Regions from separate parts of the Homo sapiens genome. Here region 2 is linked to region 1. The links are chromatin contacts, found by Hi-C in ENCODE. All regions are on one chromosome and are shown on one strand. The core of a region is the stretch at or near the end of the contact, and the rest is flanking DNA. Distances in the headings are between cores, read along the strand shown.

The links. A loop is a pair of places that touch in the nucleus more often than their neighbours do. Pooled maps may share reads with other maps.
Region 2: a loop to region 1 is called in a pooled map, with 24 times the contacts of the local background. The contact joins the promoter of SLC38A2 here to the promoter of LRRK2 in region 1. A Hi-C loop is called at or near these places in 2 of 37 single-sample maps with no recorded cell type and 3 of 50 pooled maps.

The regions. Positions count from the first base shown.
Region 1 is chr12:40,223,202-40,226,413 of GRCh38, forward strand. It overlaps LRRK2 (leucine rich repeat kinase 2), which reads left to right and starts at 1,796. Exons shown (of 51, transcript NM_198578.4): 1 at 1,796-2,081; 2 at 2,354-2,439. The coding sequence starts at 1,931. It overlaps LRRK2-DT (LRRK2 divergent transcript), which reads right to left and starts at 621. Exons shown (of 9, transcript NR_186757.1): 1 at 458-621. LINC01779 (long intergenic non-protein coding RNA 1779) reads right to left here and starts at 1,702. Exons shown (of 1, transcript NR_186584.1): 1 at 1-1,702. RefSeq lists a silencer at 1,562-1,921 and an enhancer at 3,120-3,209.
Region 2 is chr12:46,371,231-46,374,442 of GRCh38, forward strand. It overlaps SLC38A2 (solute carrier family 38 member 2), which reads right to left and starts at 1,543. Exons shown (of 16, transcript NM_018976.5): 1 at 1,279-1,543; 2 at 1-149. The coding sequence starts at 63. SLC38A2-AS1 (SLC38A2 antisense RNA 1) reads left to right here and starts at 1,553. Exons shown (of 2, transcript NR_187299.1): 1 at 1,553-1,632; 2 at 2,083-2,548. RefSeq lists enhancers at 473-622, 703-1,032, 722-1,425, 1,283-1,362, 2,043-2,102 and silencers at 1,053-1,252, 1,453-1,792.

The DNA of each region.
Region 1 (3,212 bases), core at 546-3,045:
AATGCCTAGAAATGTTTGAGACATTGATTAAGTCATCAGAAATGGAAACAAGTTTAGAAACAACTTAGAAAATAATACACTGTAGGTCTGATAAATATTGTAAGATTGGGAGTTTTTTGTTAAATTATGGAAAATTTTATATAGATACAATAGTAGAACAGACCACATGAACCCATCTCATATTATCTTCAACAATTATCAATTCAAAAGTTGTTATCGTTATCTCTATCTCCACACATTTCATCTTTTCCTCCACCACTGGATGACTTTGAAAGAAATCCTAACCATTTCAACTATAAATATTTTAGCATGTCTCTGTAAAAGTTAAAGACTCTATAACAACAAGACATAGACCCAATATCCAGGTTGAGTAGGAGTTTGCTATCTTACTAATCTAATGTATTAACAAAGTCTAGAGCATTCTTATTAAAGTGGTAGAGCATGAAGAACCTTCTACCTGGAGTTAGGAGATTTGCTGGGTTGAAGTCCTGGCTCTCAACTTCCCACCTGTGTGACTCCAGCAAAGCTCTTCACTTCTCAATTCCAAATCTCAATTTCCTCACTAGTGAAAGAAGGATACATAGTAGTAGTTGTATCCATTTCAGAATTGTCATCAGGATTGAAGTAACAGATGTGAAAACAAAACTAAAATTGTGAAGTAGTAACTTCCAGTCCAATCCTCTTCTTTGTAAGTGATCTTGAGGACAGACACATCACCTGAAGGATAGATCATCTTTGCCTAGCCTTGTCTACAATGTTCTTGCTAGGTTTCTTTTCCTAAAAACACATTACTTAGGTACTTAACAGAACAAACAAACAAACAATCAAAAGACAAAACCAAAAAACTTTGGGGTTATAGACACCCATACTCATAAGTATTTCTGAATACCAAGAGAAGAGTATTTAGGTTTGCTTCTCTCAACTTTTCACCTTTCATTTCATGTACCCTGTCCTTTGTCTCAGCTCTAATAGCTCTGAGAGCTGATTACTTTTCGGGTGTCCCAAGTATCAGGATCCTGCCTAGTGCAACTCAAATTTCCAAAAGTTAATTTAGTGGCCTTTTGGTGACCAGAGCTTCAGATAACTCACAGGGAAACAATGTTTATTTCCTCTCCCACTAACAGTCACAAAAAATCATAAAAAAGAGTAGCGGGGGCAGTTTTGATGGCTAACCCCTCTTTCCATCCTTTGGGGGAAAATTGCTCATCTCCCTATAGGTGGAACTCTAAAGACAATGTATTCCTAAAAGGGGCCATCTGGGCGGTGTCCTCTTTTCCCAGCGCCCTGATTTCTATTCTTAGATCTGGAGATAGGCGGCTTTCATTTTTCCTGCTCCCAGTTCCCAGACCTTCCGTGGGGCCGCAGGATCCCCGGCTGGCGGGTCGCGGAGGGTGGCCGGCCGGGCTGCGCACTGCGCGCCTCCGCTGCGGGGCTCCGGGCCTGTGGACTCAGCGGAGTCCGCTGAGTCAGTTTCTTCCCGCGCGACTCCCGGCCGCGCCGCCGCTGCGGTGGAATCTGGTCCCAGGAGGCGGCGTCCGCCCGGGGTCCGGTCTAGGCGTGCGTGGGGGCCACGGTCACGGTCATCCCAGCCAGGCCCGGCTCCAGCAGCCCCACGGCCGCCGCCAGAGTTCTGCGCGGCCCGTCGCCTCGGCGGAGCCTCTGGCAGGCCCCTGAGCTCGTTTTTGGGGCCTGAGTGGGGGAGGAGGAAGCCGAGCAGGAGGGCTCCGGAGAGGGAGGGCAACGCGGGGCGGGGAGCTGCCTCCTTCCTCATAAACAGGCGGGCGTGGGCGCCGATGGGGCCCGCGGGGAGCGCTGGCTGCGGGCGGTGAGCTGAGCTCGCCCCCGGGGAGCTGTGGCCGGCGCCCCTGCCGGTTCCCTGAGCAGCGGACGTTCATGCTGGGAGGGCGGCGGGTTGGAAGCAGGTGCCACCATGGCTAGTGGCAGCTGTCAGGGGTGCGAAGAGGACGAGGAAACTCTGAAGAAGTTGATAGTCAGGCTGAACAATGTCCAGGAAGGAAAACAGATAGAAACGCTGGTCCAAATCCTGGAGGATCTGCTGGTGTTCACGTACTCCGAGCGCGGTAATCACTTGAAAATAAACTGTGCTTTTATTTTTGCAAACTTTCTCCCCCTCCTTACATTTGCAAATTTTGTCCTCCTCCCCTTGACCCTGCTCAAACCCGGACTCTTAAGGAGCCGCAAACTCCCATATCCTTTCCTTAGGGCAGAAAGCAGCTGAGAATTTCAGGAAGGTCTTCACCTTTTTGACTTTTCTCCCCGTTTCAGACTAAAAAGGAGAGGGGGTGCTGTGGATTGTGACTTTGCTTCTTTTCCCCACCCACTTGTTTTCCAGCCTCCAAGTTATTTCAAGGCAAAAATATCCATGTGCCTCTGTTGATCGTCTTGGACTCCTATATGAGAGTCGCGAGTGTGCAGCAGGTAAAGGCATTGTTTTCACTTCAACTCATTCTCCCTTCTGTTTGGAAGGAGACGTTTTACTGGCAATGTTAATATAGCCGAGAGTTCTTGGTTATTCCCAAAATTTGGCTTGAGGAACCTCTGACTGTGATTTTAAGATGGGAATATTGTTAAATCATTACGCAATGTAAACGGGATGAAGAGCCCCAGTATGTGTTCCCTGAGTGTCTTTAAGAAGTAACTTTATAAAACCAACAGTATGGATGGTGGTAGAAGGAGGATAAAAATGGGTTCGGTTTTAGTCTCGTTATTGGCAAGATGAATTCATTAGTGTTTAGACTTGACTATTCCAAGTATCTTCCCAATACAGAGCATGTCCTAGATGAGAAGATTATGAATAGTTTGGAAAAGGGGAATAATTAATAGTGATAAAATGCAACTTTGTCACTAGCAAACTCTTGTAGAGTTCAGCACTTTTTAAAATTCAAAGATTTCTAGCCTTTAGTTGTAGTATACCTTGTAGTATCTAAAGAAAGTGATGTCTTATGAGACCCTCATAGTTTGCAACTGTTGTCATATAAAATGCATGTAGAAGTGAAACTTTTACAATCTGTACCATAGGAAACCCAGAAATTTGCTATGTATCTTGGATTTTTTTTTAAAGGGGGCCTTAAAAATGGTAATTAAGAATGATTTACAGTCAAAACAAAATTATAGGCCAAGGTGATAACTTCCTTCGGAGCACTTAGAGATTTGGGGAACTGAAATCAGTTTTGTCATCTGCATGTTAACTC
Region 2 (3,212 bases), core at 293-2,792, 6.1 Mb after region 1:
ACTGTAGCTGCTGCTGTCTTCATCCGGGGAAATACTGAATCGTCCCATTTCGGCCTTCTTCATGCTAAGCACTGGGAGGAATCGGGTGCAGCTAGTAGCGCTGGGCTCCTTTTGTCCTTGGCGGTGGGTGCAGCGGCCCGCGAGTCGGCCTGCGAAAGTAGAGGCGGCGCGTCAGGACCGCAGCGCCAGCCCGCCGCGGTCACGTGACGCCGCCCGGAGGCGCAGCGCGGCTGATTCATCCCAGGCCAGGCGAGTGGAAAAGTACCAGCCGCGCGCGAGGGGCGGGGGCGCGCCGAGGGGCGGAAAAGTACAGACGGCGGAGCCGCGGGGAGAACAAAGATGATGCCACCGCTGTGTTGCGGCCGTCGAGGCCCCCTACTCCGGCAGATTTCAGTATTTCACCCTCTCTATTGTCCCTCGTCGGAGTGGAGGGGGCGAGGGGGGGTTCTGTTTTGCTTTTTCCCAGTCGCTCCAAACTTGCACAGGCACTCAGGGCACACATCCAGCCCCGACCCTGGCTCGTGTGCATGCAACCTAGGCGCACGGCTTTCCGTTTCTAGCATTTGGAACAGCAATGCTGCGTAATCTGTCCTTTACTGCCCGGAGTCCCCACACGGAGAAATGCCTCTGCCGCAGACAGCCTTCCCCAGGAGGCGGAAAGGGCCGACACTACTCCTCTCTCGAGGGGGGCGAACGCCCGGGCCCCGGGAGCTGGGGGTTTGTTTACACACGCGCGCCAGTGCCCTCAAGCACACCCGTCCACAGGCAGCTGGCCCGCGAGTGCTACGCCCGCCCAGCCCCTCCTATGTCCGGAAAGAAAACTGATGCAATATCGATCGTCGATTGTCAAATGTTCCCAACTCGTCTTCCCCAATCTTGGCCTCTCCTGTAATACATGCCCAAGCCCACCTCCGCCGCCCCCAGATTCCTGGCTCCCTGGACTTAATTTTTTTTTTTTATTAAATGCAAATCAGTCACAAGACTTGCCGCAGCAGAGCCGCTGGCCGGGCTAGCTCCCCTCCCCCTAATGGGAAGATGCGGCTCCGCACCGTGCAGGCACGCGGCCCCCGCCCAGCGCCCGCTCTCCTACCCACGTCGCGGGCGCGACACCCGCGCGGCGGGCCAGGGTGGAAGGCTGGCCAGCCCAACCGACAACGCCCGCCTCGAAAGGAAACGGACCCCGCGGCCGCCTTCCCGCGCGGCCCCTCCCGGAAGCCCCTCCCCCACTCTCGCCCGGGCCCCGCGCCCTTCCCACAGACGCCCCCCCGCACGCGTTACCTCGGTGGTCTCTATTCTCACGCAGACGTCTTCAGTGGGTTTCTCTCAGTCAAATACAAATCATAAAAAACAAACAAAAAATTTCCCCAAATCCAACAACAGGCAGGAAAAATAATTTTAATAAAAAAGGAAAAGACAAATTGCCGCCCCAATCCTCCGGCGTCCGCCGTGTCAAGGGAAAGGCGCGAGCGTGCGGTAACGCGTGGTCGGGCTGCTGCTAGCAGTACTGGAAAGGCGTTCTAAGGCGGCGGCGTCGCGCGGCTGTGGAGCAGCCCTGCGAGCGGCGGGTTATAGCGGCACCCCGGGGACGCGTCAGTGGGCGGGACCGCGGCCGCCCGGGCGCCTTCTCTTTGTGTATCAACACCACCTGGGCCCCGCCTCCGACCCGCCCAGACCTAGGCCCCGCCTCCCTGCCCCTCCCTCTGCGGCCCGCGCCCGCGGCCCAGCCCCGCCCGCAGGCGCCCCCAAGACTCTCCCGCAAAGCCCAAGCCCACTCTCTCCAGCTTTCTAGATAGTCTGGAAAGACCCCCAGATGCTTCCCCTGCCTATCCTTTTCAGCCAGGGTTGGTGCTCAACACATGCGGTTGTCTTTGAGGAGCCATCTCCTTAAAATTTTCTCCTGTCCGAGTCACCAGCAGTCCTTGCTTTCGGGGGACACATCAAGGCTTTTGGGGGACACCACCCTCCCACCAAACACTTTCTTGATTGTTATTTTTGTGATTTACAGTGAAGTTTTGTCTCACAAACTTGGGCCAAGGCAGCAAGGTTGTCCTGATGGTTTGTTGTTCTTTCTTTTCCACCTAGACCTGCTTTCACTCTTCAAAACTAGCCGGAGGTCGGCGAGCAGCTCCTTTTCGGGATGTGCTTTTTGTACGGCCATGGAAACTGGACTAGCGGAAAGGCTACCTTTTGGCCAGCAAGCCAGGCCCCTTAGAAAGAGGCCCCAGTGGGGAGCCCGGCGCTCCTAAGGCCGTTTGGGAGTCCCCAGTTTTCCACTCGCTGACACGTTGCTTCTCTTATCCCACCACCGCCGCCCCGGGCAAAGGCACTGCCTTGTCTGAATGCGGGTCTGAGGCGCTTTCTGCGGAGCCTGGTCCTTTCCCTTCAATGGTGATGTGTGTGGTCTTGCTGAGCCAGGCAACTAGGGGGACCCTTCGCTGTGGAAAAATTGGTGCTGCGGGAAAGGCAAGACTCACTCCCTTGCAGGAAACAAAGACCCCTTAGGAGAGAGAAATGTTCATGGAATGAATGAATAAACAAGTTTGACCTACTGCTCTCTTCCTTTTGGGGACTTGGGAGAAATTGGGCAGGGCATAGAGGAAAGGGCTGGGTGTGATCGCAGTTTTTGCTTTCAATGTTTTACTGAGGAAATCCGTACAACTGCCTATTTCCGCCGCACGTGAGGCTTCGGGTGCCCTCGCCTGCACCAGTGTTTATGATTGACAAGCGAGGTCCCGATTTCCCCCATCACACTCCTGTGTTCCCTACCCCAAACCTTCTACTCTGTTCAGGCCAGTCTTCCCTACCGCAAACCTTCTACTCTGTTCAGGCCAGTCTTAAATAATAGCCATTCTTGCTTTGGTGTCCAATCTCCTCTCATCCCCTTAAATGCCGCTGTCATGCAAGGCTTAGTCTTCGAGCCACAGGAAAGCGCCCCGCATGCCTTAATCCCTCCGTACTCAGCCCTCTTTTTGCAGGTACTATTTTCTAAAACAATATGGTGACGGACTTTTAAAAATCCGTGCTGTCATGCACTCAAAATCGTTCCAGACTATTTGTAGTATCATCTGCCCAAAGATTGTGAACTCCCCAAGGGCAGGTTTGGAATTTGACACACAATTAGGGCTGAAAAAACTATCTTCCTTCCACATACATTCCCCAATAAAATCAATCAACTCTTCTTGTCACAACAATCTTGGTAGTGGTAGGTTAGA